Linked DNA regions of Homo sapiens: region 2 is linked to region 1. A link is a loop called in an ENCODE intact Hi-C map of the cell type or tissue named here. Cell type or tissue: right lobe of liver. All regions are shown on one strand. Each heading gives the region's core, and the rest is flanking DNA. Links, peaks and the distances in the headings are about the cores only. Region 1 holds the start of LOC101927393 (a long non-coding RNA gene). Region 2 overlaps PACSIN2 (protein kinase C and casein kinase substrate in neurons 2).

What was found. Peaks named below come from ENCODE experiments on the same cell type or tissue, not always from the same donor. Only the 100,000 strongest peaks of a DNase experiment are listed, where the experiment ranks them.
Region 2: a loop joins it to region 1, with 2.6 times the contacts of the local background. A loop is called at or near these places in 2 of 110 quality-filtered maps.

The regions. Positions count from the first base shown.
Region 1 is chr22:42,856,797-42,872,432 of GRCh38, reverse strand. PACSIN2 (protein kinase C and casein kinase substrate in neurons 2) reads left to right here. Exons shown (of 11, transcript NM_001184970.3): 11 at 964-2,660. The coding sequence ends at 1,076. It overlaps LOC101927393 (a long non-coding RNA gene), which reads right to left and starts at 1,019. Exons shown (of 3, transcript XR_001755575.2): 1 at 930-1,019; 2 at 348-448. ARFGAP3 (ARF GTPase activating protein 3) reads left to right here and starts at 15,160. Exons shown (of 16, transcript NM_014570.5): 1 at 15,160-15,319. The coding sequence starts at 15,251. RefSeq lists a silencer at 14,885-15,634 and an enhancer at 15,157-15,636. In right lobe of liver, for the core only: a CTCF peak has its summit at 4,517 (motif pointing left); DNase peaks (open chromatin) are centred at 3,320 and 4,492; H3K27ac peaks cover 1,492 bases.
Region 2 is chr22:42,983,457-42,999,092 of GRCh38, reverse strand. All of the region lies in intron 1 of PACSIN2 (protein kinase C and casein kinase substrate in neurons 2), which reads left to right. Among named protein-coding and RNA genes, the nearest start is that of PACSIN2, 24 kb to the left of the region's middle. RefSeq lists a silencer at 5,943-6,063 and enhancers at 12,714-13,232, 13,233-13,750. In right lobe of liver, for the core only: a CTCF peak has its summit at 8,888 (motif pointing left); no DNase peak of the experiment used is centred there; H3K4me3 peaks cover 920 bases; H3K27ac peaks cover 972 bases.

The DNA of each region.
Region 1 (15,636 bases), core at 38-8,037:
GGCAAAACAGCACTGGGACTATTTCTTTCCCACCAATTGCTTGCTCCTGACGAGGTCCGAGCCAGCAGGCCCAACTGGCCTTCCCTGCAGTGAGTTACCAACCAGAAGCACACAGGCCCCTGCCCACCCCTGGGCTCTGAGCTGCTCTGCTTCCCTAACCTGGCAAATGCCAGACCTGGGGCCCTACCCTAGTGCCACCTCCCCCTCACCACCCTAGTCTGCCTCCTTGAGACCAGGATCCATCAGTTCCTCTCATCTCTGTATCTCCTCTTCTACCCAAGGCCTGGCCAGAAGTAGGAGGTCCTTCAGGTTGGAACAACCAAAGATAAATGGAACCACGTTAATACATTAGAGCCACAGGGAGATTCCAGAACAGCGCCAGGGGCTCCTTCTCAGGGTCTCAGGAAGGGTTGACACATGGCACCGTGCACAAGTCATCAGCCAGGTGCTGGGGATAAAATGACAGGTATGACTGTCAGACATGGTCCCTTCCCCTCGCAGCCTGGAAGTTGCAGAGGAGAGGGATTAGCAAAGGCAGAGAGACCCCAGAGACAGCTGCTGGGAGCAAGGCGGCCGGGGCCCTGGGGAGGGGACAGAAGAGGCCCAACGTGAGGGAGGGGCACAACCGAGGGACGATTCCTGCCACCTGGCCAGGGTGGTGAGGAAGGCACAGCCCTATGGAGCTGGATGCCGCAGTCTCAGTGGGAGCCACTGTGGCAGCTGAGAGCAGCTTGTTCCAAATTACTGTGTGAGACTGTCATCTCTAGGTCTGTCAGAGGCCCATGACCAAAGAGGCAACTTAAAATGCATGCATTTAGTAGAGAAATGACCAGGCCCTCGGCCTGCCCGCCACAGAATGCCTGGCCCTCCACCCTCTGTGGGCTCAAAGCTCGTGAATGCGGCTCTGTAGCCCACCGTCGGTGTCATACCTCTCATGGAGACGGCTCCCTCTTTGTCTTGCAGGGGATGAGCTGACCAAGATGGAGGACGAGGATGAGCAGGGCTGGTGCAAGGGACGCTTGGACAACGGGCAAGTTGGCCTATACCCGGCAAATTATGTGGAGGCGATCCAGTGATGAGTCGGGGACAGGCCAGCGGGGGGACGGAGGCGGCGGGCCCAGGAGCCTCAGCCAGCCACGTGGGCATCCACTCCTTTTCCTGCAAGAGATGATGGTTCCATTGCTCTTGGCTTCATGGTGTTCCTGGAAGGCAGATGAGCTGGTCATTTCGCCTGGGACTCGGCACCTTTCCGAGTGCAGCTGGAGGGATCTGAGCGCAGGAAGACGCAGAACAACAGAAATAGCCGCCCCTCCCCGCCCACTGTGCCTGTTGGCCTATCATAGATCTCTATGTTCTTGACTTTGTCTCTCCTTTCCGAGTCAATGGTGGGTTACACTGATCTTGTTCCACTGATTACTCTCTCTGACGAGTCCATCACCTGCAACTTAAATGAACAAGCTTACATCCCATTTTGAGTGAAGATTTTGAGGTTTTTAATTTAAAGGCTGTGTACAGTTATACTTTTTTATACACCTGTTCATTTCTACTTAAATTATGGCACAGATTGATGCGCACCAGTCTTGAGGAAACGATCTCCCTATTCCCTTACCCTGTTACTCAGCCACGCCGTGTGTAGGCTTAGCCTCAGGTGGCAGATGTTTGAGGAAAGGAATTATGCCAGGAAGGTGGGACCGGGTTATGGTCGGGTTTCTATTGGGAATGCTCTTTGTGCTTTTGGGCATCTGAATGGAAGCTTTACATAGAACCTTAGGTAGAACTCCCCCAAATCGCCATATTTAAAAATTATTTTCACTCTATTCTTGCTTAAAACTGTACTCTTTTGCAAATTAACAATTTTATCACTGATTCAGAGTTAAAAAGAAGACTAACTTTTCAAGCAAATGCATCTGTAAAGATGCTTTAGATTAGACTGTCATGTCTCAGTGTCTATCTGTATATATTATTTGATATTCAGAGAATCTAAAGCACTCGTCTACTGTTTTAATGAGATTTAACAGCTTTTAACAGTGAGTTTCGTTTGTAAACTGCTTGAAGTCTGTGGCATTCAGGCACACGTCTGGCTGGCCGGCTGGGTCTCCTCCCGGGCTCAGTGGGCCTGGGGCCTCTCTGACGTGGTGCCTGCTGGAGGGAGGCTCGTCGTCACCAGCTGACTGCTGGTCCGGCTTCTGACCGGCCTTTGTCCTGGCTCCGTAGCAGAACACTGTAAAAGTGCCCGCGTCTTTGCAGTAGTTGCAGATTTCAGTCGTCGTGTTACTTGTGCACAAACAGAAGCTGGGTCTTACCCGCAGCACGAGTGTCTCGGGCTGCCCGGAGTCGCCCGGGAGCAGGTGCTGCAGCCAGAGTTACGCGGGGGCCACGCGGGCCGGCGGGGGTGGGGGGAACGTGGGGGAACCTGTGTTTCACGTGACTCAGCAGTGCCCGCCGCCGTCACCAGCTATGCATTCACTCCGTTTCCAGTGAGCAGATGTCTTGCTTGGAAAGTGGACCTGTGTCTGTGTCTGTCCTGAGAACTTACCAGCAGAAATCCTCATTTCTGTGCTACGGATTTACCAAAAATTGTCAAGTCTTTTTCAGTTTAACAGTTCCTTTACATGTGTAGTATTTGAGGAAAAAAATCAATAAACAGTTGATCTCGTGCATATGGAAGTCCCTTCGCCATCATCTGTCTTCATGCCCACTTCACTTGGCGGGGGTGGCCTCCCTGGGGCTTACTAGCTTTGGAGCTGGGCAAGATCCAGGGCACAGGACCCCTGCCCAAAAGGCCACGGCCCACTGCCCCTGCCAAACTGGAGGTTGGGGATTTGAGGCACCTGAGCCCCTTGGGGTTCCCTTCTCCCCGAGACCTGCTGCTGTTTGACCTGGGCTTCCACATGGTGCGGGCATCGGCTGGCGCCTCTCTATTGCCCCAGCCCAAACAGCAGGACAAGACTGACATCACCCATAACTCTCCTATGAGCACATTTTCCTGAGCACCTACTGTGTGCTCTCCACTTTTTACTTACATTATCTGCGTCTCCAAACATCTCCACAGGGTATGGGCAAGTCTCCCCATTTCCATTCTACCGAGGAGGAAACAGAGGCTCCAAGAGCCAGCCAGGGTTTCTTGAGGAGTCTCAGCCAGCCCAAAGCACTGAGCGAAATCCCTGAGGAACCACCCCCTCCCTCGCTGGAGAAACTGAGGAGGGAGGAGGCTTGGACTGGCTTGAAGACAGGAGAGAAGCAAGACGTGAGGGCGGCTGTGGCCACGCTCACCGAGCCCTGGGAAGGCTGCCCAGAAAAGCACGCCAGCTGGGCATGGGGCCTCACAGAGCACCTGGGAGGAGCAAGGCAGGCAGCTGCCCCTGCAGTGTGGCTTTGTCCCAGCTCAGCAAGGGTATGGGACAGATCCTTGTCACGCAGCCTCCTTGTCTGAGGGGTGGCGGGTCCCCTGCTCCCAGCTTCTGAGGAGTTGGAGCCCTACAGCGCAGGGCGGACACCCGGCTCGGCCCACAGCCCCAGGCTGCAGAGAAACAGGCAGAACGGGGTTGGGAGGGAAGGTGGGGGGTCAGAAGCAGGCTCCTGGTGCCAGTGGCCTCAGTCACTGCCCAAACACCATGGCAAGACCACGGTCCCCGCTGAGCTGGATGAAGCAACCTCCACTCTGAGGCTGGATCACACGGCCCCCCCCGTGAGAGATCTGGCAGGGCCTCTAACTGCCCATCTTCCCTCTCCTGCCCTGCCCTCAGGGGCCAGCTTGGAAACTTCAGCTTGTCTCTAGGCCTCAGTTTCCCCAAGTAGAAGTGATACTTTTCCAGTTGGAGAGTTAGAGCAAGAAGAAAAGGTGGCCTGGGCAACATAGTGAGACCTTGTCTCTACAAAAAGTTTAAAAATTGGTCGAGTGTGGTGGTGCATGCATCTAGTCCCAACTACTTGGGAGACTGAGGCAGGAGGATTGCTTGAGCCCAGGAATTTGAGGCTGCAGTGAGCCATGATTGCACCACTGCACTCCAGCCTGGACGACAGAGCTCTCGAGACAGTCTCAAAAAAAGAAAAAGGCCGGGCACGGTCGCTCACACCTGTAATCCCAGCACTTTGGGAGGCCGAGGCGGGTGGATCACGAGGTCAGGAGATCGAGACAATCCTGGCTAACACGATGAAACCCCGTCTCTACTAAAAATACAAAAAATTAGCTGGGCGTGGTGCCTGGCACCTGTAGTCCCAGCTACTCAGGAGGCTGAGGCAGGAGAATGGCATGAACCCGGGAGGTGGAGCTTGCAGTGAGCCGAGATCGCGCCACTGCACTCCAGCCTGGGTGACAGAGCAAGACTCCATCTCAAAAAAAAAAAAAAAAAGAAAAACGCCACAGGCACTCAGGAGCTGGTCATTGTCACGATTATGAGTGACACCATAGGCAGGGGCCCAGGGTTCTCTGCTGTCCATGGCTGCCCTTCGCTCCTCCCACAGCCACCACCCTGGATCAGTGCTGCCACCAACTGTCCACACCTCTTCGGGTCCCCAAGGCCCCTGAGTTGACACTAGGGGGAGTGTTAGCCCCAGAGCCCTCTCCTGGGCCAAAGCTACCTGGAGCTCAGGACAGGGGTATTTCATCATCTCTCTCCATCCTTCCCACAACCCAGAAATGTCGGGAGGGTGAGCAAGTGCTGCCAAGTGACCGGAGTAGGGATCTGGCTTTGCTGCAGCCTGAGCTAAAACTGGGCCTTCGGAGGTCCCTGCAGATGGAGAACAGGGCTGACCTCTGCTCTGGGCTCTGATGCCAGATCCTGGTCCACTCAGAAGCATGTAGTGAAGGCCCGACTGGGCAGCCTGGGCTGTGTCAAGGCCTCAGGCACTGGATAGGCCTGGAGGGAACCCGCTCACAAGCCATCGGGATAGGGATGGGGGAGGTTGGGAAGGACTTGTGTGGACCACCTGACCAACCCCCTCATAGTTCATGGGGAAACAGGACAAGTGAGAGGAAGCAGTGACTTCGCCGTGGGCACAGACCATGTGGTTTGGGAAGCTGAGCAAGGCCTGACCCCTGAGTGGCCCAACCTGGTGAGGGATCAGCTGGCTCTCCTTATGTATCCATTGTGCAGTCATTCATTCACCATGCATCTATTGAGCACATACTGTGTGTGAGACTCAGCGGTGCCAGGACAAACATGAAGAGAAGCCAATCTTGCCCTTGGGAAACTCTGGTAGGCTCAGAGAAGGACCTGTGTTATTCTGACACCATGATGGGACAGCCAGAGACAAAGGGCCAGAGTTGTCTTCTGAGAATGTGTGTGCTGGGTTTCAGAAGTCTCAGGCCTCCCAACCCAGGCTCCAAGGCCTCAGAGATCAGAGCACTGCTCAGTCCTTGAGCCGTTCCCCAACTTCCTGTAGGAAGTGTCCCTGAGTCCCCACCTGGGCAGGAGGCTGGACCACAGACAAACGGAAAATGCCTGAGCTTCATTTGCTGAAAAGTAGGGATGACTGGCGGGCACAGTGGCTCATGCCTGTAATCCCAGCAGTTTGGGAGGCTGAGGCGGGTGGATCACCTGAGATCAGGAGTTCGAGACCAGCCTGGCCAACATGGTAAAACCCTGTTTCTACTAAAAATACAAAAAATTAGCCGGGCATGGTGGTGGGCACCTGTAATCACAGCTACTTGGGAGGCTGAGGCAGGAGAATCGTGTGAACCCGGGAGGCGGGGGTTACAGTAAGTCAAGATTGCACCACTGCACTCCAGTCTGGGAAATAAGAGCAAAACTCTGTCTCAAAACAATGACAACAAAAAAACAGGGGTGATGAAGTGAGGATAACTTAAGGGGTGCTCAGAAGCCAAAGACCCTGCCAGGTGGGCACCCCAGCCTGTGGGTGCCCTGTAAGCTTTCCTTCCCCCACCCCTTTTCACAGTCCAAGGTCTCCCCAGAGTGGTGGCTGTCCGCTCTGCTCCCCTCCCTTGTCCACCCTTCCTGAAGCCTCCTCTGAGGCAGGGAAGGTCTGCGCCCCTCCCCAGCCCTTCCACAGACACCTGTGGAAGACAAAGGCCACTCTCTGGGCCTCGGTTTTCCGAATAAATGGGCTGCATCTCTGTGGCCCCTGTGGTGGCAGCAAGCAGAGGGGCCCTCAGGCCAGGACGGAGTCAGCTCCAGGTGCCAGCCAGTGAAAAGAACCAGGGTCAGGATGGAGGTGGCTCCACCACACCTGGGAGGATGTGCCCAAACTGAGCTAAATCTGGCCTCGCCTGCAGTTGAGGTACGAGGCTCATTTCTGGCCAGGCATGACCACCACCAGGCACAGGGTCGGAGGAACCACAGTGCTCATCCTCCCTCTAGCCTGGGTATGTGGCACTAAACCAAAAAGAAAAAAGAAAACGCAACAAATCTGGGACTATCCTATGAAACCCAGATTATATTGTTCTAGGCATCTACAAATCCTTTGTGGAAAGGGCTAGGAAAGGAAGGAAGGAAGAAAGAAATGAACTAAATAAGTGATGTCACTCTTAGGGGAAAGGATACCAGCACCAACGGCCAGTGGACCAAAACTCAGACGCCAGAGGAATACTAGGTGCTAGACCTCCCGAAGGTTGCAGAAACCCAGAGCGCCTTAGGGTTAGGGTTAGGGTTAGGGTTAGGGTACGAGGACCTAAAAGACCCTGAGCTCAACAGCATTCGGATCACCAAGGCAGCCGCCTCAGGGCATGTGAACTACATACAGTCACTGGCCGCTTCTGGGCAAAGACAGCCAGGTGGCCCTGCCACTTTATGGTATTTTCCAATAGGAATCTTAATTATTTTTTCCTGATTGTAAAAGGAACAAAGGCTCAGATGAAAATTTGGAAATTTAGTAAAGGTATTCAGAAAAACATTAGTTATCTGTGATCCTGACTTCCAGAGGTTACATTGCTAACATTGGGGTGTATTTTTTTCTGGTATTTTTCCTAACATATATGCACATGTGCCATTTTCTTTTTTTCTTTTCTTTTCTTGAGGTGGAATTTCACTCTCGTTGCCCAAGGCTGGAGTGCAATGGCACAATCTCGGCTCCCTGTGCCCCCCACCTCTCAGGTTCAACAATTCTCCTGCCTCAGCCTCCCGAGTAGCTGGGATTACAGGTGTGAGCCACCACGCCCAGCCACATGTGCTGTTTTCTTGTCGTCATCATCATCATCAATGTGTGTATGTGTCTTACAAAATTGGGATCGTACTGTAAATATAGTTTCGTTCTCCTGCCATTTGATCATGAGCATTTTCTCATGTCCCTAAATATACTTCAATTAAAAATAAACACCAGACATAGTGGCTCATACGTGTAATGCCAGCACTTTGGGAGGCCGAGGTGGGAGGATCACTTGAGCCCAGGAGTTCTAATCCAGCTTGGGTAACACAGGGACACCCTGTCTCTACCAAAAATAAAAAAAAAATTAGCCAGGCATGGTAGCACACACCTGTAGTTCCAGCTACTCAGGAGGCTGAGGTGGGAGGATCACTATAGCCTGAGAGGTCAAGGCTGCCGTGAGCCATGATTGCACCACTGCACTCCCGCCTGGGAAACAGAGCAAGACCCTGTCTCAAAAAAAGAAGTGAAAGAAGTAGAGGAGGTGGAAGGAGCAACAGGAAAGGCTGGCACACTCAAGTGTAACTTTTATTGAAAAAAATCTGGCTGGGCATGGTGGGTCATACCTGTAATCCCAGCACTTTGGGAGGCCGAGGTGGGAGGATGAGGTCAGGAGTTGGAGACCAGCCTAGCCAACATGGTGAAACCCCGTCTCTACTAAAAATACAAAAATTAGCCAGGCATGGTGGCACACACCTGTAATCCCAGCTACTTGGGAGGCTGAGGCAGGAGAATTGCTTGAACCTGGGAGGTAGAGGTTGCAGTGAGCTGAGATCGTGCTACCACACTCCAGCCTGGGTGACAGAGCAAGACTCCATCTCAGAAAAAAAAAAGAAAAAAATCCACATGTAAGTGGACCCATGTAGTTCAAGCTCAAGTTGTTCATGCGTGAAGTGTACTGTTTAGTGGCCGAATGATACTCATGCTGTAAGTCCCATGTTGCTGAGCATTTGCTTTGTTTCCCATTTTTCTCAGTTCTTAAGGTATAATTTATGTATATACTTTTTTTGTTGTTGTTGAGATGGAGTCTCCCTCTGTTGCCCAGGCTGGAGTACAGTGATGCCATCTTGGCTCACTGCAACCTCTGCCTCCTGGGTTCAAGCGATTCTCCTGCCTCAGCCTCTTGAGTAGCTGGGACTACAGGCACCCACCACCATGCCCAGCTAATTTTTGTATTTTTAGTAGAGGGGGGTTTCACCATGTTGGTCAGACTGGTCTCGAACTCCTGACCTCATGATCCACCCACCTCAGCCTCCCAAAATGCTGGGATTACAAGCGTGAGCCACTGCGCCAGGCCAAAAACACTCCTTTTAGTGTACAGTTCTTGAAGTTTTGATGAATGTATACAGTTATGTAATGTACTAGTCCATTCTCATGCTGCCACAAAGAACTTGCTCAAGACTGGGTAATTTATAAAGGAAAAAGGTTTAATTGACTCACACATCTGCATGGCTGGGGAAGCCTCAGGAAACTTATAATCATAGCAGAAGGGGCAGCAAACACATCCTTCTTCACATGGCAGCAGGAAAGAGACATGCTGAGCAAAGGGGGGAAAACCCCTTATAAAACCATAAGAACTCATGAGAATTTACTCACTATCATGAGAACAGCATGGGGGTAACTGCCCCCATGATTCAGTTACCTCCCACCAGGTTCCTTTCCTGACACATGAGGATTATGGGAACTACAATTCAAGATGAGATTTGAGTGGGACACAGCCAAACCGTATCACATAACCATCACCACAATCAAGATATAGAACTCTTCCGTCACCTCCCCAACACGTGGATTTTTGTTGTCAACCCCTCCTTACACCCCCAGTCCCTAGAAACCACTTAGATGTTTTCTGTTTCTACCTTTTCCAGAATGCCATAAGAATGGAACCGTGCAATATGTAGCCTTGTCTTTTTTCACTTCCCATGACTCATCTGACATTCATCTGTGTGGTTTCATATGTCAGTATTTTGTTTCTTCTTCTTCCTTCTTCTTTCTTCTTCTTCTTTTTTTTTTTTTTTTTTTTTTGAAACGGAGTCTCGCTCTGTTGCCCAGGCTGGAGTGCAGTGGCGTGATCTTGGCTCACTGCAAGCTCCGCCTCCCGGGTTCATGCCATTCTCCTGCCTCAGCCTCCCGAGTAGCTGGGACTACAGGCGCCCGCCACCACACCCAGCTAATTTTTTGAATTTTTAGTACAGACGGGGTTTCACCGTGTTAGCCAGGATGGTCTCGATCTCCTGACCTCGTGATCCGCCCGCCTCGGCCTCCCAAAGTGCTGGGATTACAGGCGTGAGCCACCACGCCCGGCTTTTTTTTTTTTTTTTTTTGAGACAGGGTCTCCCTCTGTCACCCAGGGTGGAGTGCAGTGGTGCAATCTCTCCTCACTGCAACCTCTGCCTCCCGGGTTCATGCGATTCTCATGCCTCAGCTACGTGAGTAGCTGAAATTACAGCCACACGCCACCACCCCCGGCTAATTTTTGTATTTTTAGTAGAGACGGGGTTCTCCCATGATGGCCAGGCTGGTCTCAAACTCCTGGCTTCAAGTGATTTGCCCACTTTGGTCTCCCAAAGTGCTGGGATTCCAGGTGCAAGCCACTATGCCTGGCCTTCTTTTTTTTTATTTATTTTTATTTTTTTACTGACAGTGTCTCGTTCTGTCACCCAGGCTGGAGTGCAGTGATGCAATCATAGCTCACTGCAGCCTTGAACTCCTGAGCTCAAGTGATCCTCCTGCTTCAGCCTCCTGATTAGCTGGGACTACAGGCACGTGCCATCATGCCCCGCTAATTTTTCAATTTTTTGTAGAAGTGGGATCTTGCTATGTGGCCCAGGGTGGTCTCAAACTCCTGGCCAAAAGCCATCCTTCTGCCTCAGCCTCCCAAAGTGCTGAGATTACAGGCATGAGCCACCACACCTGGCCCCAGTAAGTTCATTTCAAATGTATCTGGCCTATACAGAAAGAATATGTCAAAGAGATAGCATTCACTTGTTTTCGCTTGGCACTAAGCAAAGTCCACAGGTGTTGTCTTCCAGGGGCAAGGGACAGGATCTGTGCGTATTCTCACTTGTGATTCATCATATGACTATGTAGCCATGTCTGGTTTCTCTTTAGGGTGGGATTTGGCTTTCAGCAAGCTCCTATTAAACAGTAAATGAACTAAATAAACACAATGCTGCTTCATTTGGCCATAGCTATGCCAGGATCTCTTCATGAAAGACGAACAGCAAAGAGAATTAGAATGCAAATACTCTACAAGACGGACAATACTGGGCTGGGTGGTGGCTCACCCCTGTAATCCCAGCACAGTGGGAGGCCGAGGCAGGCGGATCACTTGAGGTCAGGAGTTCGAGACCAGCCTGGGCAACATGGTGAAACCCCATCTCTACTAAAAATAGGAAAATCAGCTGGGTGTGGTGGCGGGTGCCTGTTAATCCCAGCTACTTGGGAGGCTGAGGCAGGAGCATTGCTTGAACCTGGGAAGCAGAGGTTGCAGTGAGTCAAGATCATACCACTGCACTGGGTGACAGAGCCAGACTCCGCCTCGAGAAAAAAAAAAAATGTGTAGCCCAGGATGCTCAAAGGGTGGGGCCTTCTCAACATTCCCACCATCCTCATGGCAAACCCCTGGATTGTAGAGGGATTCTGCTTCTCTTTCCCCTCCTTTTTTGCATTTGAATTTGGATTACTGGGTTTTATTTCTACCCCTCCCCTGGCAGCAACAGATCTTTGCCCATTCCCTGAGACAGAGAGAATTTACTGCTTTTGCTTTTTTTCTTTCTCTTTTCTTTCTTTTTTTTTTTTTTTTTTTTGTGACGAGTCTCCCTCTGTCGCTCAGGCTGGAGTGCACTGGCTTGATCCTGGCTCACTGCAGCCTTCCCCTCCCAGGTTCAAGCAATTCTCGTGCCTCAGTCCCCAAGTAGCTGGGACTACGGGTGTGCGCCACCACGCCGAGCTAATTTTGTATTTTTAGTAGAGACAGAGTTTCACCATGTTGGCCAGGCTGGTCTCAAATTCCTGACCTCAGATGATCTGCCCGCCTTGGCCTCCCAAAGTGCTGGGATTACAGCCATGAGCCACTGTGCCCAGCCTGCTTTTTTAGAAGAGAAGAGTCCAGAGGAAGCAGGTGGGGTCTGTGCCTGTTCCTGAGCAGCTGGATGCCCACCCCACAGAGAGGTCTCTCTCCGGGCTCTTTGCCAGTCCCCATCTTCCTTGTGAAGTACGGTTTCTGATGGAGGTTTATTAAAAAGGGCTTATGAATGAATGTGAACTCCCTTTGTATCTGAGGCCCCCAGCTAGTCCAAACTCACATGCCAACCTACACTTGGCCTTTAAGACTTCATTAAAATTATAGCCGATTTCCTGTTGCCAACTAGTTTGGCAGTAACCTCTTTCTCCTGCGCTCTGCCAAAGGTGAAGGGGTTCTTGTGTTCTGTCTTTGGAGAGGCTTCTGTTGTCTCTCTTTGGCGCTGAGGTTACTTGGTTGCCTTGCAACCTCAGCTTTCTGATGGGCTCAACAGAAGTTACAATTTGGTAGATTATCCAGCTTTTCTCATTATGATATTGGGAGGGAGAGCCTTTGTAGCTTTCTACATTCTAAGCCCATTCCACAAATCTTTATTGAATGCATACTATGTGCCAGGCATTATTCTAGGTGCTGGGGATAAAGTAGTAGAAAAAACAGGCTGAGCACAGTGGCTCACACCTGTAATCCCAGCACACTGGGAGGCCAAGGCGGGCGGATCACTTGAAGGAGTTTGACACCAGCCTGGCCAGCATGGTAAAACCCCATCTCTACTAAAAATACAAAAATTAGCCAGGCGTGGCGGCAGCTGCCTACAAACAGCTACTCGGGAGGCTGAGGCAGGATAATTGCTTGAATCCACGAGGCAGAGGTTGCAGTGAGCTGAGGTTGCGCCACTGCACTCCAGCCTGGGTGACAAAGCGAGACTCTGTCTCCAAAAAAAAAAAAAAAAAAGTAGAAAAATAGATCTGATTTCAAGAGATTTATATTCAATTGAGGAGAGGCAGATACAGATAGATAGAATATTATATATCATAATATTAGATGCCAATAAGTTCTATGAAAAACACTTAAGCAACTGACAGATAAGACAACCATAGTGTATTGGCCGGGTGCTGTGGCTCACGCCTGTAATCCCAGCTCTTTGGGAGGCTGAGGTGGGCAGACCACCTGAGGTCAGGAGTTCGAGACCAGCCTGGACAACATGGTGAAACTCCGTCTCTACTAAAAATATAAAAATTAGCCACGTGTGGTGGCATGCGCCTGTAATCCCAGCTACTCGGGAGGATGAGGCAGGAGAGTCGCTTGAACCTTGGGAGGCAGAGGTTGCAGTGAGCCGAGATCACGCCATGGCACTCCACCTGGATGACAAGAGTGAAACTCCATCTCAAAAAAAAAAAAAAAAAAAAAAATTAGCCAGGCATGGTTGCGGGCGCCTATAATCCCAGCTACTCAGGAGGCTGAGGCAGGAGACTCGGCTGAACCTGGGAGGCAGAGGTTGCAGTGCGTCAGGATCACACCACTGCACTCCGGCGAGACTCCTCAAAAGAAAAAGGAGAAAAAACATTTGATTTCAAGAAATATATATATATATATATATATATATATATATATATATTTTTTTTTTTTTTTTTTGAGACAGAGTCCCGCTCTGTCGCCTAGGCTGGAGTGCAGTGGTGTGATCTCGGCTCACTGCAACCTCTGCTTCCCAGATTCAAGCGATTCTCCTGCCTCAGCCTCTGAGTAGTTGGGATTACAGGTGCCCACCACCATGCCTGGCTAATTTTTGTATTTTTAGTAGAGATGGGGTTTCACCATGTTGGTCAGGCTGGTCTCGAACTCCTGACCTCATGATCCACCCACCTCAGCTTCCCAAAGTGCTGGGATTACAGGTGTGAGGCACCGCCCCCGGCCAGAAATATATATTTTTGTATTCAATTAGAGCCAGATAACATATAGATAGAATATTATATGTTATAGTATTAGATGCTAAGTTCTATGAAGAACACTTAAGCAACCATAGTGTATAAATGGTACCTCCTACCCCTTCCTCCCCTATTCGTGTAGATACTGTCTATAATTTACTGCTTTTGTTTCCCTCTCCTCAATCTCTATGGTGGAGAATGGGCTAGACTGCACTACTCTGATAATATAACTTAGTAAGATTTCAGCTCCAAGTAGTAAATGGGACCATCATTCCCATTCCCATCAGGAAGGATAAAACTGCTCATAAACATGCCCGGTATTCTGCATAAGGCCAAACTAGTACCCGGTGGACACAAAGCACAGGTGTTATACTTCGACTCAATACAGGAAGAACTTTTAAACCATCAGAGCTACCTGCAAAAGTAATGTACTTTTCTGGAAGATAATCAATTTCCCTTTCTTGGAAAAGTTGCAGCTTTGGGTTTATAAGTTACATTGTCTGCAAGCTCCCAACTGCCACCGAGGGTCTCCAAGCAGATAGGTGGAGTGTACATTTCCTGACTTCTAACAGTAGAAAGCCTCCACCAAAGGCTCTTCAGGATATCCCTAGGAAGCTGCTCACCTGTGCTACTCAGCACTGATTCTTTAATTTCTTTGTACAGATGAATAAACCATGGTTTATTTTATTTTACTTTTTGAGACAGGGTCTTGGTCTGTCGCCCATGCTGGAGTGCAGTGGTGCGATCTTGGCTCACTGCAGCCTCGACCTCCTGGACTAAAGCGATCCTCCCACCTCAGCCTCCCAAGTAGCTAGGACTACAGGCCCATGCCAGCATGCCCGGCTAATTTTTGCATTTTTTTATAGAGACGGGGTTTCACCATATTATCCAGTCTGGTCTTGAACTCCTGAGCTCAAGTGATCCTCCCGCCTCAGCCTCCCAAAGTGCTGGGATCACAGGCATGAGCCCCTGAGACTGCAAATAAACCATGCTTTAGAGAAGGTAAGTGTCTTGACCAAGGCCACAGAGCTAGGAAGCAGCTGGCTGAACTGGGATTGAGGCCAAGGTAGTGCCTTTGATGCCAAAACCTGCTGTCCTTCCTCACTATCACCCAACCTCTTTCCAGTGGCTCCACACCCATTGTGGTGACAGAGGCACCTTCTGCTGAGTGTAAACTCTTCTGGCTGGAATTGTTTCCCAGAGGGTAGGGTGCAGCCCCGAGGGCCGGGGTTAAAAGTCAAGCTTCTCATCTGGACTCATCAGTTCTGACTGAGCACTTCTGCCTCAACCCGCACTGCCATCTCTCCATGAACGTGACACAAAAGCCCTTGGTTTCAGAAAGCCAGTTTCCGGGCAAAGAAAGCTTTCCACCCAGGGCCTGGCGTGAGCTGAGGGCAAGAATTAAAAAGAGTCGGGCGCGGCGGCTCACGTCTGTAATCCCAGCAATTTGGAAGGCCGAAGTGGGTGGATCACCTGAAGTCAGGAGTTCGAGACCAGCCTGGGCAACATGGTGAAACCCTGGTCTCTACTAAAAATACAAAAATTAGCCGGGCGTGGTGATGTACGCCTGTAATCCCACCTACTCGGGAGGCTGAGGCAGGAGAATCGCTTGAACCAGGGAGGTTGCAAGGAGCCGCAATCGCGCCATTACACTCCAGCCTGGGGGACAGAGCGAGGCTCCGTCTCAAAAAAAAAAAAAAAAAAAGGGAAGGCCACCAGCTAAGGTCCGGCGTCAAGGCACGGGCCCTCCGTCCGTCTCGTGCCGAAGGAGGGCGCGTGCGCCCCTTCCCCTGCCTCTGACCTTTCCATGGAAGCAGCCCGTTAGGCGAAATGGCGATCGACCAGGCGAAACGTTGGTGGATCCTATGGCAGCGCGCGTGGCAGGCAGCCACACCCGGGCCCGGCTTCGCCCAGCGCTAAGGGCGTGGAGCCGCGCCGCAAATGGCGCGCGAGCCTCCTGCGCACGCGCGTGCAGCGCCTGGGGTCGGGCCAGCGGCGCGGCTGAAGCGAGGGCGGGGAGGGAAAGCGAGCGGCGCCTGCGCCCCGGCGGTGGACGGGCCCGGTCGTGGGCGGGGATTGGGGCGGAGCCTGACCGTTACGCGCAGCCCCGCCCCCGCGGCCTCGTCGCTCCTGCTGAGGCGGTAGCCGCTTTTCGTCGACTCTTACCGGTTGGCTGGGCCAGCTGCGCCGCGGCTCACAGCTGACGATGGGGGACCCCAGCAAGCAGGACATCTTGACCATCTTCAAGCGCCTCCGCTCGGTGCCCACTAACAAGGTAGCGGCCGCGGGCGAGTGCGGGCCTGCCTGGCATCCCTGCGGGAACCGGCGGGAGGCCCCGCGGGCGCCAGTGCCCGTGGCTTGGGAGGCGGGGCCGGCGCGGCCTGTGACACGTCGCACTGTGGGGCCGCGGCAGCCTGGCCGGGCCGGGGCGGGCGGGGCCGGGCAGCTGAGAGGCCCGGGCGGGAGGCCGCAGCGCGGGGGTCCTCACGCGAGCCGGGGAGCGTTCCCGGGGGCGGCGGCGCGGGCACACCCCCCGGCGAGCTCTTGGGGCGGGGGGCGAGCACCGGCGGCTCTGAGCGGAGGCGGGGGCGG
Region 2 (15,636 bases), core at 4,547-12,546, 120 kb before region 1:
CAGCCTTTTTGGGTTCAGCATCCCGAATTATCTGGCGTCCAGGAAGAATCAGGTCACATGGACTTGAAGGATGGTGAATGCGGGATTTTATTGAGTGATGGAGGTGGCTCTCAGCAGGATGGGGAGCTGGAGATGGGATGGAGTGGGAAGGTGATCTTTTCCTGGAGTTTGGCCATTCTGCAGCCGATCTCCTCTTCAACTGCCCCCAGCTCAACTCCTCTCGACTTCCTCTCTTCTCTCCTCTGCCACTCTTCTGCTCCTGGATTCTGGGGTTTGGGGTTTTATATGGGCACAGGATGATGGGGGACATGGTGGGCTGAAAGGCAACATTTGGGTGCGAAAACAGGAATGCTTGTTCTCATTTAGGGCCTTGGGTCCAGGCTTGAGGGTGGGGCTCTCACCAGGGACCCTGCCCTTCTGCCTCGTGTTTGTATCATTACTATATATAAATGATGCTGTGATTATGATTAACAAAATACCAGTTTACTTTAAAACTTGAATTTACAGTAGCCTTTTGTCATCTGGAGTTTCTAAATCATTGAATGTGAAAAATACTATTATTTAGGGATCTAGCAACCTTATTGATCTTTAAAAGGCTTAAGTTCAGAAAAAGTTTATTGTTGCCCTTTTCTTGCTCTGTGTTTTGGTGTCTGCCCTTCTGTCTGTCTGGCATCTGTGCGAGTCATGCGTCAGGGCATGTTGGGGAGATGGAGGCCAGTGTGGCTGGGTTGAGTTATAAACTGGAAGCAAGGTTGGGAGCCCAGAATCCAAACCAGGTTCAGACTGGGAGAATATCTGAAATCCCTGCAGCAGCAAAGAAGGTTCCTATATTCACGGTCCCTGAAGGAATTTTGCTGGGTCCCCAGGTTCTCTGGGAGCATTGATGTGTCTCACTCTCATGGTACCAAAGACTTTCTGTTTTTATTCATCAACTTCCTGTATTTCCTTCTGCTCCCTCCTTAACCTGGGGTTGGCTCTAGTTTCAAAGTTAATTCTCAAATCCAAACCTCAGACTTAAAGGCTGGTAACTGCCCTTGGATATGTTTGGGGCTGGCTCCTGAGAAACCTCTTTTCCAGGAAAGCTCTGGCCTGTTAGATTTTGCTCTGTAATTTTACTGCCTTGCTCACCTAACGGTGGTCACTGGTGTTCTGAGACACGTGGGTGGAACTCAGCAATGTTTCTTCACTTGTATTTTTGTTTGTTTGTTTTTTGAGACAGAGTCTTGCCCTGTCGCCCAGGCTGGGGTGCAGTGGTGTGATCTCAGCTCACTGCATCCTCCACCTCACGGGTTCAGATGATTCTCCTGCCTCACTCTGCCTCCCGAGTGAAGTAATAGCTGGGACCACAGGCATGCGCCACCATGCCTGGCTAATTTTTGTTGACCTGTATTTGGATCTTATATTTACATGAGAATTTCATGCAAATAGATTCTTTCCCCCTAGAAATGGACTCAGACATTTTTGCATGCAATTCAATGTATTCATAAATCCCCATTCATTTTTATTTATTTATTTATTATTTATTGTTTTTTTTTTTGAGACGGAGTCTCGCTGTCGCCCAGGCTGGAGTGCAGTGGCGCCATCTCAGCTCACTGCAACCTCTGCCTCCCGGGTTCAAGCGATTCTCCTGCCTCAGCCTCCCAGGTAGCTGGGACTACAGGCGCCTGCCACCACGCCTGGCTAATTTTTTCTATTTTTAGTAGAGACAGGGTTTTACCATGTTAGCCAGGATGGTCTCAATCTCCTGACCTTGTGATCTGCCCGCCTCTGCCTCCCAAAGTCCTGGGATAACAGGCGTGAGCCACTGTGCCTGGCCAAATCCCCATTTATGTATTCAGCAAATTTTTGAACGCCTGCCATGTGCTAGGCACGGTTCTAGGCACTGGAGTTACAACAGGAACAACGTAGTCCATGATCTTACATTCTGGTCAGAGGAGGCAGAGCGTGATTAAACACCCCCAGCCTGGTGTGGAGGGAAGGCCAGCCTCAGTGGGCGGGAGGGTCCAAGCCTCATCCCCTCCTGCCAGGGCTCTGCTTGTTGCCAAACCTCCCAGCCCCCTTCTAGCCTTCACTTCCCTGAACTGGTTTCTGACTTCACAATCGTTATCAGAATTATTTTTAAAAAATTTAATGTTTATTGAGGCTCATTTTGTGCCAGGTGTCCTATTTTTCCTTGCGTGATTACACTTATTCTCATGACAACTTTGTTTTGCAAGTGAGAAAGCTGGGCCTAGGCCTCATACCTAGGAAATGTGATGTGTGGTTTTGATCAGCATGCAGCTTGAGGCTGTAGAACTCAGTAAGCCAGGCCTGAGGACACCATCAGAAATACCAACAAAAAATTCAGTGTGTCCATTTTGGCCTGGACCGTCTCTATTCTCTGCTTTTTTTCCCCCTGATTGAGACAGGGCCTCACTCTGTCACCCAGGCTGGAGTGTAGTGGTGTGATTGTGGCCCACTGCAGCCTCCAACTCCAGGGCTTAATGATCCTCTCACCTCACCCTCCCAAATTACAAGTGTGTACCATCATACCTGGCCAATTTTTTTTTTTTTTTTTTTTTGCGGCAGAGTCTTGCTCTGTCACCCAGGCTGGAGTGCAGTGGCTCGATCTTGGCTCACTGCAACCTTTGCTGCCTGGGTTCAGGCGATTCTCCTGCCTCAGCCTTCCCAGTAGCTGGGATTACGGGCGTGTGCCACCATGCCCAGCTAATTTTTGTATTTTTAGTAGTGATGGGGTTTCAGCATCTTGGCCAGGCTGGTCTTGAATTCCTGACCTTGTGATCCACCCATCTTGGCCTCCCAAAGTGCTAGGATTACAGGCGTGAGCCACCGCGTCCAGTGTCATACCTGGCTAATTTTATTATTTTTTTTTTGAGACGGAGTCTCGCTCTGTCGCCCAGCCTGGAGTGCAGTGGTGCAATCTCGGCTCATTGCAAGCTCCGCTTCCCAGGTTCAAGCCATTCTCCTACCTCAGCCTCCCAAGTAGCTGGGACTACAGGCGCCCACCACCACGCCCAGCTAATTTTTTGTATTTTTAGTAGAAATGAGGTTTCACCGTGTTAGCCAGGATGGTCTTGATCTCCTGACCTTGTGATCCGCCCACTTCGGCCTCCCAAAGTGCTGGGATTACAGACGTGAGCCACCACGCCCAGCCAATACCTGGCTAATTTTTAAATTTTTCTGGAGACTGGGGAAGGGGGCAGGTCTCACTGTGTTGCCCAGGCTGGTCTTGAACTCCTGGCTTCAAGTGATCCTCCTGTCCCGGCTTCCCAGAGCGCTGGGATTACAGGTGTGGGTCACTGTGCCTGGCCACTGTTTCTTTTAACAATCAAATTGCCTTTCTCAAGGAGGAAAACATGGGTGGAATGTGCTTTAAGGCCTCTGTCTGGTGGACATTATAGGCACTTGAAGTTACCAAATCTGTATATTTACTGTTGGCAAAATTGCATGATCCCATCCTTATTTCCAAATAATTGCCGCGTGAATGACATTGGAAATGCACATTTAGTTCTTGACTGAGTAGTTGTATACACACTCTGGTTTTTCCACACCAGACACTTGCTCTCTTGCTGTGACTTTTAAGGTCCTGCCCAATGGACAGAGTAACTTCCTGAAAAGTTGCTTTAAAAACCTTGTCTCCTCAGTGGACGGAGGGTGCAATGAAACAACATTTGTCATCCTGACTCAGTCCCAACCAAGCAGAACCTTTATTGTGACTGGAGGTTTGCAAGCTGCCGTCCTCCTGGCACCAAAAGCAGCCTGTTCTTTAAATATTTGCATTGAATAACTTTGTAGCTCTGCTTCCTTCTAAGGCTTGCCACACTTCATGTCAGAAGCAGAGCTCCTCCTCTGGAGTTATTGTGAAACATGACTGAATGCCAGGGTGCAGTTTCTCTGCAGTCAGCTCACTTTATAGAGGAAGAACTCGGCTGCTTCAGCTCAATGTGAGTTAAACGTTGCAGTGTCCAGTCTTGCTTCCTGGCAGTTGGGGCCCGGAGCAGCCCCGAGGCGGGGAGGGGGGACATTGTCCCCTTTGACTATGTGATTGTTGGAAGCAGGGTCCTGAGAGGGAGTCCAGGAGGCAGCCTAAATGGAATTTCCAGTCTAAACGGGCAAGGCACAGTTGCGGGAGTCCTGGTGTAAAGTCCAGTGAGACAGAGACTGGGGCTTGGGGTGGGATGGGGATTGCTGACAAGAGAGAAGGATCTCTGGGCCAGGGAAGAGGCAGCTGCATTCGCTGGCTGCGAGGCTGTGGCTCTAGGTGTGGATATGCTAGGGTGCTCCCCGCAGCCCCCAGACCTTTCATATGTCAGCATTCCCGTAGGTGGGGCATGTGGGACCCCTGCCCGGGGCCCTTTTTCCAGTGTGACTGTCCCTATAGGGTGAGGAATCTGAGGTATCAAGAAGTGGTATCTCCCTAAAACTTGTGCCTCTCCCTTTAGGCCATGCACAGGGACAGAGACCCTGGAATTCCCTGCCCCAGTAACCCCCAGACCCCTTACATGGCCTGCATGGGCCGCCTCCCTGGCGTGTCCTGCTGAGGGTAGGCTGTGCACTGTGTGCACGTGCCTCCAGCCAAAGGTGGCTGAATGGTGGCCATGGGCAGGGTATGTGTGGACAGAGCTTGGGTGTGCAGGCTGGGGTGTCCCCATAAGCACGCCCGAGGGTCTTTGTGGCGCAGGACACGGCTCTGGATTCATGTGTGTGCCTGGTTTCTTGAATGGTAAAGTTCATGCTTATTTTCTGGGTGTGTTTGGGGTTGTCCCTCCCTATCTGACACATGGGGCTTGGGACCATGCCTGGAGCCCCAGTTGCATGGGGAGGTGGGGTTAAGAGCAGGCCTGTCCCCCTGCTCAGCCCTTCTTACCACCAAACCAGCCACACTTGAGCAGGAGCGCACTGCACTGTCATTTTACCCAAAGTTTCCCTCTAGGGCTTTGCTGATGACATCTCTTGGCTTTTGTTAGCATTCTGGCGCAATATCAGAAGGATTCCAGTCTACATCGTGGTCTTCTTGAGAGCTCATATTTGATTTCGGCTTTAGCTCACTGGACTTTAGCCTGGAGGAATCCCACTGAAGAGTTTTTAATGTTGACTTATGGAACTTGTCCCAGCAGCAAACCACAGATACTGTGGCTTGGGGGTGAGCAGCTCTTGTGGAAACAAGGCACTTCCCTTCTTCAGCTGCATAGGAGTGCTTCAGGAACCTTTTGGGCCACATTCTTCTTGTGATTTCTTGACTTGTGGGAGGGCAGGGAAGTGATGTCTGGGTCCCACAGCGCACATGGCTGTCCCTGGTGCCGCCCTTCCAGGAGGAACTGCCAGGTCGGATGTGGAGATGAACCCGGAGAGTGTCCTTCGGCTCTGGTCGGCCTTCAGGGGCATTCCTGCCAGTCTCAGAAGATGACAGTCTGCAATCGTGTTATCATCAACGTGGAAAAAATAAGGGCAATGCAGTTTTCATGTGTGTAAGGTTAGCAGCTGCCCTTTCTTGGGAAGGGCTCTTTCTGTATAAAATTTTGACCATTGTATCTTTTACATTTTAAAATGTCCTATCTTTCCATGTTGATGAAAAGAGCTGGTAGTTTCTAAAGGATATTCTTACTTGGCAAAATAAGAAGTAAGCAGTCTTATGTTATTCTGCCTTCAAATTTGAAACAGTTTTATTGAGTTATAATGAACAGGCGATAAGTTTTGGCATATGAATACACTGTTAAGCCATCATTGCAAAGAAGATAGTGAGAAGTCCACCCTCTGAGGGTTCCTCTTGCCACTTGGGGTCCCTCTGCCCCCACTTCTTCCAGGCCACCACTGCTCTACTCTTTGCCACTGTAGAATCATTTGCATTTTCTAAAATTTTATGTAAATGGAATCATACAGTATGTATTCTATGTATTCTTCTTCTTCCTTTTTTTTTTTTGAGATGGAGTCTTGTTCTGTTGCTAGGCTGGAGTGCAGTGGTGCAATCTCGACTCACTGCAACCTCCGCCTCCCGGGTTGAAGTGATTCTCCTGCTTCCCAGCTCCCAGCTCCCGAGTAGCTGGGACTATAAGTGCATGCTGCCATGCCCGGCCAATTTTTTTGTATTTTTAGTAGAGACGGGGCTTCACTGTGTTGCCCAGGCTGGTCTCAAACTCCTGAGCTCGGGCAATCTGCCCGCCTCAGCCTCCCAGAGTGCTAGGATTACAGGTGTGAGCCACCACTTCCGGCCAGTATATATTCTTTTTACAGTATGTGTTATTTTTAGTCTGGCTTCTTTCACTCAGTAAAATTACTTTGAGATTGTTGTAGCATTTATCAGTTAGTTTCATTTTTTAAAAAATCCAATGCATGGGCATGCTACAATTTGTTCATTCACCTATTGACAGACGTTTGGGCTGTTTCCACTTGGTGTAATCACAAATGAAGATGCTATGTCGTGAAAAGATGTTACAGAAAAATAAGGTGCTATTAACATTTGTGTGCCAGTCTCTGTGGGGACATCTGCTTTCTTTTTATCAAAAATTTAATGGAGACAGAGTCTCCCTATGTTGCCAAGACTGATCTTGAACTCCTGGGCTCAAATGATCCTCCTGCCTCAGTCTTCTAAAGTGTTGGGATTACAGGTGTGAACCACTGCACTTGGCCAACATCTGCTTCCACTTCCCTGGGGTAAATACCTAGAGTGGAATGGCTAGGTGCTTTGGTGGTTTAGGTGGTTAGGCTAGGTTTGGTGGCTAGGGTACGTTTAACATGTCCAGACACTGCCAAACTTTTCCAAAGTGCTTTGCGCGCATCACCAGCACTGGGTTCTAGTTCCCCCACATCCTCACCAACACTTGGTACATGTAGTCTTTTTAATTTTTGCCATTCTGGTAGGTTTAATTTGCATTTCCCTAGTGATTATCTCTTTAAATCACTTGCCTGTTGAAAAAGCTGAGTTGTTTTATTAACTTAGTTTTGAAATTTTTAAAATATATTTTGGATACAATTCCTTGATCAATTACATAATTTGAAAATATTGACTCCCTGTCTGAGGCTGTCTTTTCATTCTTTTAACAGTATCTTTTGAAGAACAGAAGTTTTAAACATTTGCTGAAGTCAATTTGTTCTTTTACGGCTTGTGCTTTTTTGGTTGGTGTCACAGCTAAAATCTTTGCCTAATCCCAGGTCACAAATGTTTTCTCATGTCTCGTCTAGAAATGTTATAGTTTTATGTTTTACATTTAGGCCTGTGATCCATTTTGAACTTTTAAAATGTGTTGCGGTGTGTGAATTGAAGGTTTTTTTTTTTTTTTTTTGTCTGTGGATAGCCAGTTGTTTCAGTACCATTTGTTGAAAAGTCCCCAAAATTTTGGGGGAAAATTTCTAATTGGTGAAACCCAGAGGTCTGGGAATTGTGGTTCTGAGCCCTTGGATCTCTTCATGACTGTTTACTGTTCTCAGCTTCGTATGGCATGGCTTTCTCTTTATCGCACCTGGGAGTTCCCAGCTCCTGACAGCAGGAGCTCTATCATTGGATAGGGCTGGGAAAGGGACTGGGCGATGCCCGCTGGATTCCCGCACAGTCTCTCTCCTTCTTCTCTGGGCCATACAGAGGCTTCTGGTTGGTGGGTTCTGGGCAGTGTCTCATTTCCAGAGGTGACTAGAGGCTTGCCAGGACAGAGAGGTGGAGGGAGAAGAAGCCTTCTGTGCCTGGATGGGTGGGGTGGGGCTCAGGCTGAGAAAGGTGGGAGGGGCTGTTCCCCATTCTGCGAGGGCTGACAGCCTTGAGACCTGCAGCCAGCTGAGACCCAGGGAACTGGGCTCTGCTCTGAGCCACTGCTTGTCCTTGACCAGCTTTATGACTGGGGTGGATGGGGGTGGGAGGGGTTAACACAAGTTCATTCTTTTCCCTTCAGTCACAAAGTGGCTCTGAGCAGTCTCCAAGTCTATACCATTGTACAGCAGCTTCCTAGGAGGTGGTAAAGTCTCCATCTGCTTTTTGATCTGGGGGCAGTGTGTTCTGACTCATAAACTGCTGGTACTACTAGTCCTAGCACTAGGAGTTCCACCAGCACCTAAAAGTGATGGAGCTTTCTTCTGCTGTAAGCACTTTGTGTATAGAACCCGTTGAGTCCTCACAACAGCGTTGTGAGGTGGCTGCTGTCCATTTTACAGATGAGGAAACTGAGGCACAGAGAAGGTGACCATCTGGAAGAAGTCTTTGGGCTGTGCTTTTTGTTATTGAACATTGAAGGACAGATATGGTTTAGCATTTTTCATTAGCTCTTGAGCCAAATAGAGTGGTTTCCATGGCCCTCTTCCACATCTTCATGTTCTTATTGGCAACGGGGAGGGGTCGGACTGTCTGAGATTAAAATTCTTGAGTGGTTCTCTGTTGTTATCACAATAAAATCCAGACTTGTGGTCTGACCCCTGCTTACCCGTTGAGTCTCATCTCTTGCCACACTCCTGAACTTCTTGCATTTCTCCCATGCAAATCTTGTCTACTGCAAATGCCATTCTTCCCGTCTTTGCCTGCTGAACTCATCCTTCAAAACTTGGCTCTAATTTCACCTTCCCCTCCCTCCAGGTGTTTTGCCCCTGGGCCTGCAGAGTGGATGGTCCACCCCCGTCCCCATACTCCTCATGTATGGTATGACCGACCTGTTTGTCTTCTGTGGGGCTAGGAGCTGGGTAGGCGGAGGGCAGGGGACTGCATTTTGTATTGTAGTGTGCAGTTCTTAGCTCTGAAATGGCACATCATAGGCAAGCAGGCTCTGTGGGATGAACAATGCAGGCATGAGTGACATGAGGATCTGCAGTCCTAAGACTGATTCATTCTTTGGGAGGAGTATCCCTTCTTACCCAAAGCCAGTTGGTTTGTGGCCGTCTGTGATTGCAAGTGCCCAGGGCTGCCCTCATGTGGAAAGTCACGTTGACTGACTGCAGAAATTAGCTGTGTTTAAAAATCATTCTTTTTAAAAAAATCATTCATTTTTTAAACCTGTTTAAATGCTTGAACTGGCTTACATCTTACATATATACACACACATATATATACACACATATGTGTGTGTATATATATATATATACATATATATACATATGTGTGTATATATATGTGTGTGTATATATGTATATATAAATATATCTTCTTTTTTTAAACCTGTTTAAATGCTTGAACTGGCTTACATCTTACCTATATATACACACATATATATACATATATGTGTGTGTGTGTGTATATATATATATATATATTTTTTTTTCCCCCTCCAAGAGAATGAGTTTTCTTTTCTTTTTTTTTTCTTTCTTGTTTTGTTTTTTTGAGACAGAGTCTCACTGTGTCGCCCAGGCTGGAATGCGGTGGCGCGATCTCAGCTCACTGCTGCAATCTCTGCCTCCCAGGTTCAAATGATTCTCCTACCTCAGCCTCCCAAGTAGCTGGGACTACAGGCACCCACCACCATGCCCAGCTAATTTTTTTTGTATTTTTAGTAGAGACGGGGTTTCACTGTGTTGGCCAGGCTGGTCTTGAACTCGTGACCTCGTGATCCACCCGCCTCGGCCTCCCAAGGTGCTGGGATTACAGGTGTGAACCACCACACCTGGCCTTTTTTTTTTTTGAGGGGGATGGAGTTTCACTCTTATTGCCCAGGCTGGAGTGCAATCGTGTGATCTCGGCTCACTGCAACCTCCACCTCCCAGGTTCAAGCGATTCTCCTGCCTCAGCCTCCTTAGTAGCTGGGATTACAGGCATCCACCACCACACCCAGCTAATTTTTTGTATTTTTAGTAGAGATGGGGTTTCATCATGTTGGCCAGGCTGGTCTTGACCTCCTGACCTCAGGTGATCCACCCACCTCGCCTCCCAAAGTGCTGGGTTAATAGGCGTGAGCCACTGCGCCCGGCCGAGAATTGAGTTTTCTATTGTATTAAGAAACGAACTAGACCAGGTGCAGTGGCTCATACCTGTAATCCCAGCACTTTGGGAGGTCAAGGCAGGAGGATTTCGTGAGCCTAGGAGTTTGAGACCAGCCTGGGCAACATAGTGAGACCCTGTGTCTACAGAAAATTTAAAACTAGCCAGGTGTCATGGTATGTGCCTGTGGTCCCAGCTATTCAGGAGGCTGAGGTGGGAGAGTTGCTTGAGCCTAGGAAGTCAAGGCTGCAGTGAGCCATGATTGCGCCACTGCACTCCAGTCTGGATGACAGACTCACTCCCAAAAACAAAAAAAAAAATTTCTTTGACCACCTTTCAGATCATGGATTTAAGTTTCTATATTTTTTCCCAAATGCATGTGATGTCATTGTAAATTTTATGGCAAGCTAAAAAAATAATTTGAGTTTTTGAAAATGTTTCTTTGGAATGTGTGGGCTGGGGCCAACATGAATTAGATTGGATCAAGTTTGGTATCCCTTCTTGAAAGAGAAGGAAGTTTGGAGAGCAATGTTAACTGAACTGCATTTGGTACAGAGAGCTATTTAGAAATGTTTTGCTACATTTCACTGAAATCTTCATACCTGTGGCTACATTATTTTCTTCCCGAGCTGCTGTAGTTAGGAGCAGTTATACTTTTGGCCAGTGGACCCTAAGCCTGGACTTCTACAGGTTGCTGAATTTGAACCAGATTTTCAGTTCATTGCATAATGTATTTTTTTCTTTAATTACTAGGACGCAGGATTAACTAATCTTGGGAAGTAGAAGGTTGAGTTGTACCTTGATGAAGATGAGTTCAAGCTCTATTTGGTTGTGGTCCTCTCCTGCTCTGGCCATGACGTGCCCCCCACCCCTCACTCACACATCCCACAGCTGTCTGTGTCCTCGTGGGCTTTGTAACTGTGAGGGTCCTAGCAGTGAATGTGAATGAAAAGTGTTCAGAGACTATCTTCTCCTTGTCTTTGGTGCCTGGGACAAACCTACATTTTCTAAATGGTTTTGCTTTTGTGTTCTCTGGAACAGGCATTTATGTATTTATTTATTTTGTTTTTGAGCCACAGTCTCGTTATGTTGCCCAGGCTGGGGTGCAGTGGTGCGATCTCGGCTCACAGCAACCTCCACCTCCCGAGTTCAAGTGATTCACCTCAGCCTCCCAAGTAGCTGGGACTACAGGGATGTGCCATCACACCTGGCTAATTTTTGTATCTTTAGTAGAGACGGGGTTTCACCATGTTGGCCAGGCTGGTCTTGAACTCCTGACCTCAAGTGATCTGCCCGCCTCAGCCTCCCAAAGTGCTGGGATTACAGACATAAACCACTACGTCCAGCCTGGAACAGGCATTTTAAAATGTGTTCTGGAGGTTTTATGGCTCATGCCTGTAATCCGAGCACTTTGGGAGGCGGAGGTGGGTAGATGATGAGGTCAGGAGATTGAGACCATCCTGGCTAACACAGTGATTAAACCCTGTCTCTACTAAAAATACAAAAAATTAGCCGGGTGTGGTGGTGCGCACCTGTAGTCCCAGCTACTTGGGACGCTGAGGCAGGAGAATCGCTTGAACCCGGGAGGCGGAGGTTGCAGTGAGCCGAGATTGCACCACTGCACTCCAGCCTGGGTGACAGAGTGAGACTCCTGTCTCAAAAAAAAAAAAAAAAAAGAATGAATGTGCCCGTCTTCTGAACATGGTGCCATGGGTGTGTGTGTGTGTGTGTGTGTGTGTGTGTGTGTGTGTGTGTGTTGCTCCTGGACTCAGGGTGGGGTGTCTCAAACCACATGCTGGGTGGCCAGTGAGGTCCCTCGGGCAGAGCCACCTGCGTGTAGGGGTGTCATCTTATCTAGGGGCTGGAGATGAAATTTTTATCTGTGGGAAGCTAAGCAGCCCATATAATAACAGTGATGATCAGTGTTGGGGTACCCAAGGTTAGTGCTGTTATCACTTTTTTACACATAAATGAAATGGAGGCTCAGAGAGATAGTTAAAATATTTGTTCAGGGACACATGGGTGGTAAGTGACAGAGTCAGGGTTTGAACCCAGGTCAGTCTTGGTGTTTTGTGTATAGATTCAGACACACCCCCCAGCAAGTCATCAAAAATGTCTTCTCATTGACTACACATCAAGGGTGGGTGGAGTGGACTCTACAGGCTGTCTGAGGGGTGTTAGTTAGGGAAGGCGTCAGTGGGAATGGAGTATCTATGTATGTGTGCGTGTAGGTATGTGTGATTTACATCCAATAAACTTTACTCAAGAAGGGGATCTTAGGGGCTTTATTATATAGGCAGTGGCTATCAAAGGCTTTTAAGCAGAAGAGAAAGGTGAGACCACATCTAGGTTTCGGGAAGGTTTTTTTAGAATGGGTAGAAAAGGATAGAGATTAGATCTAGAGAGACAAGTGTTGATGCAGTAGCTGCTGCCCCTTCTTAGGGTCTTTGCACGTGGGGTTCCCACTTCCTGGAATGTTCTTTGTCTTCAGGTCATAGCACAAAAGCCCCCTCTCAGTGGTCACTGATGTTGCTCTCTGCCCTGAAGTAGCCCTCTGCTGTGTCTGAAGTCATTGTGTTCCCATGTGGATTTTAGTGTGTATCTTCACCCCCCATTAGAGTGTCACTGTCATGCATGTGCACTCAGCAGCGTGCAGGGCCCCAAAAGGCCTCCGTGAACTGTGGAGGAATGAGCCCCTGAAGTGGCGGGTGGTGAGATCGAGCCTGTCTGCTGGTTGCCATGCTGGGAAGGGGTTGTGGAGGGAGAGGGGAACCAAGGTCATTTCTTTTAGGCGTTTGATTTCGTTTGGCCGGATGAATGCTGCCCTTGATTGATACTCACGAGTGTTTTCTTTGGGGGCCGCTGCGCTTTTCCAAACAGCCAGGGTGCTTACCAGACTCGCTGACCACACTGCAGCCCAGCGTCGTGGCTGACGCAGTGGCACGGTTTTGCTTAGCTTGAATTGCTTTTCCTTTTCTGTTGGTCAAGTTCTCTTTTGTTAGTGATCATTTACCTCTTTTAAATCTCCTAGCATAGTTCCTGGTCTTCCTTTTCTTGTTTTTCCCTTGCCTAATGCTTACTGTTTCTGTGTTAATTCTGGGGAAAGGGAAATCACCTTGAGGGTGCTTGGCTAAAACTACAGAGCAAGGGGATCGTTGTTTGGAAAGTCAAGCGTGAGCCTCCTGACCTGGGGCATTGGCCCAATCAAGAAGACCTCGATGTTTCTTTGTGTTGGGGGTGTGGGGTGAAGCCAAGTGGCCGGTGGCTCTATAGTGGCCCTGTAATGGACATCAGACCTGCAGTCAGCAAGGGGTGGGCAGGGTGGGCATGGGAGGGTGGAGAATCACTTCAGTTGGAGATGAGACTGTGGAGAACCTGGGTTTTGCTCAGTGATTCCTGCATGGGGAGGGGTTAGGCGTCTGGGAGACTTATCAGATTTCCAGGACATTTTCAGACCTTAGCCCTCCCTCTGAATATAATGTGGTGAAGAGGCAGACAGAAGGTTAAAAACCAGCTGGAGCTGGATGACATGTGAATGTGTCTGTGTGTGTGTCTGTTGGAGGGGCTGTTCTTTGTCCTGTTATCTTTATGTTTTGCAAATGTTTCAAAACCAGGTGGGTCCTTCTCAGGGGTTGGCCGAGCGAGGGCTGGAGGCAGTGTCTTCAGTTGCACCTAGGTGCTGTAAAGGTGACACTCCTGGACCTAGACCTGGGCCTGCATGTGGAGAGAAGTGAGGCCAGTGGGGGGCCACAACGGAGCCTTGGAGTGTGCCCATCTGCTGCCCTTGTGGGCAGAACGTGGAGCCCATCAGGAATGGCTTGTGGGAGACAGCCAGTCTCTGGGGTGAGCACCCCATCCAGAGAGGTGCACAGCTGATGGAGTCTCGCTCTGTCGCCAAAGCTGGAGTGCTGGAGTGCGGTGATGAGATCTCGGCTCACTGCAACCTCTGCCTCCTGGGTTTAAGCAGTTCTTCTGCCTCAGCCCCCAAGTAGCTGGGATTACAGGCATGTGCCGCCACTCCTGGCTGAGTTTTGTATTTTTAGCAGAGATGGGGTTTCGCATGTTGGCCAGGCTGGTCTTGAACCCCTGACCTCAAGTGATCCTCTCACCTTGGCCTCCCAAAGTGCTGAGATTACAGGCGTGAGCCACCACACCCAGCCCATACACACTTACTGATTTCATTTTTTATAGAAAGCAGCCAGCTTTCCTGACCTTTGGTTGCCAAACAGAACAAGCAAATCCACATATATCCATCTCTAGGGTTTAGTTTAGAATAAGAAAAACTAGGGGTGGGGCCTACTTTTGTTTTCCAACCTCTCCCCAGCTGCTTTTTTCAGGTAAGTAGTTGCCTCTTTTGGGGTCTCATTGTTACTAAGCTGGGTGTTGATGTGCTGAGAAGGAAGACCTGTGCTCTTAGTCTTGGGGATGTTTTCTGCCCTCCTTGTGTTAAGATAATCTTGTAAGTGTCAAAGGCCACAGCTCTGCAGCCTTTTGGCACAGGTGAGGTAAGAGAAATTTCATTTTCCTTTCCTTCTGGTTTACCCTGCTCCTTATTCCCAGATGCCCTGAAGCACCGATTAAAGGGAGTAGTTTTTGCACCAGGAACCTTTGCAGCAGGTGTTGTCAACCCGCTGGCCTGGGTCAGGGCAGTGCAGATCACAGTCCTGCTTTTCTCCTGGCCATGTGGGTTTTCACCTCATCTCCAGATCCAGTCTGGGGAGATGCAAGATGGGACCAGTGTTTTACTAGGTTCACATATCAACATCAGGGAAGCTTCAGGGAGGCCGAGGGCCTAGAGCATTTCTTCCGGGTGGGAAATTGAGAATTCTGAATTCTGTACTCATTATTAACTTTTCCTGGTCTTTAAACAAATTATATAGTTGTTTCTTTTCATTGAGGGCAGGAAGAATTTTATTTAAAAAGTGCTAAGTGCTAGGTAGTGGGTGGTAGCTCACACCTGTAATCCCAGCACTGTGGGAGGCTGGGACAGGCAGATTACTTGAGTTTGGGAGTTTGAGACCAGCCTGAGCAACATGGCGAAACTCCGTCTCTACAAAAAAACATAAAAATTAGCCAGATGTGGTGGTGCACACCTATGATCCCAGCTGCTCAGGAGGCTGAAGTGGGAGGATTGCTTGAGCCCAGGAGGTTGAGGCTGCAGTGAGCCAAGATTTCATCATTGCACTCCAGCCTTGGTGACAGAGCCAGACCCTGTCTCAAAAAAAAAAAAAAAAAAAAAAAAGTGCTAAGTGCTGTGCCCATAGCCTGTGCGTAGCTTCTTCAGCCCAGGTTTACACTAGTTTATTTCCTGACCTGACATGACATCTGATCAGTGGTCATTAAGTATCTGTCTCATGAGATGGAGACTGACCACCAGTCAGTTAACTGAAGAACAAAGACAAAGATTCTTAAAAAACAATACATAGTTTAGGGATGTAAAAAAAATGATAGGCATGATGGTGTGCTCCTATAGTCCCAGCTACTCAGGAGGCTGAGGTGGGAGGATGGCTTAAGCCCAGGAGTTCAAGACCAGCCTGGGCAACATAGCAAGACCCTATCTCTTAAAAACAAAAAATTGATATATTCTCATATGTCAATCTTTTATTGTCCTTTTCTTTTACTTTCAGTTTACTAATTAGAACTGCTGGTTATTTTTTTTGCATATGCCACACCAATAATTTATTGCCTTCAATATCTGTTTTTTTTTTTTTTTTTTTGAGATGGAGTCTCACTCTGTTGTCCAGGCTGGA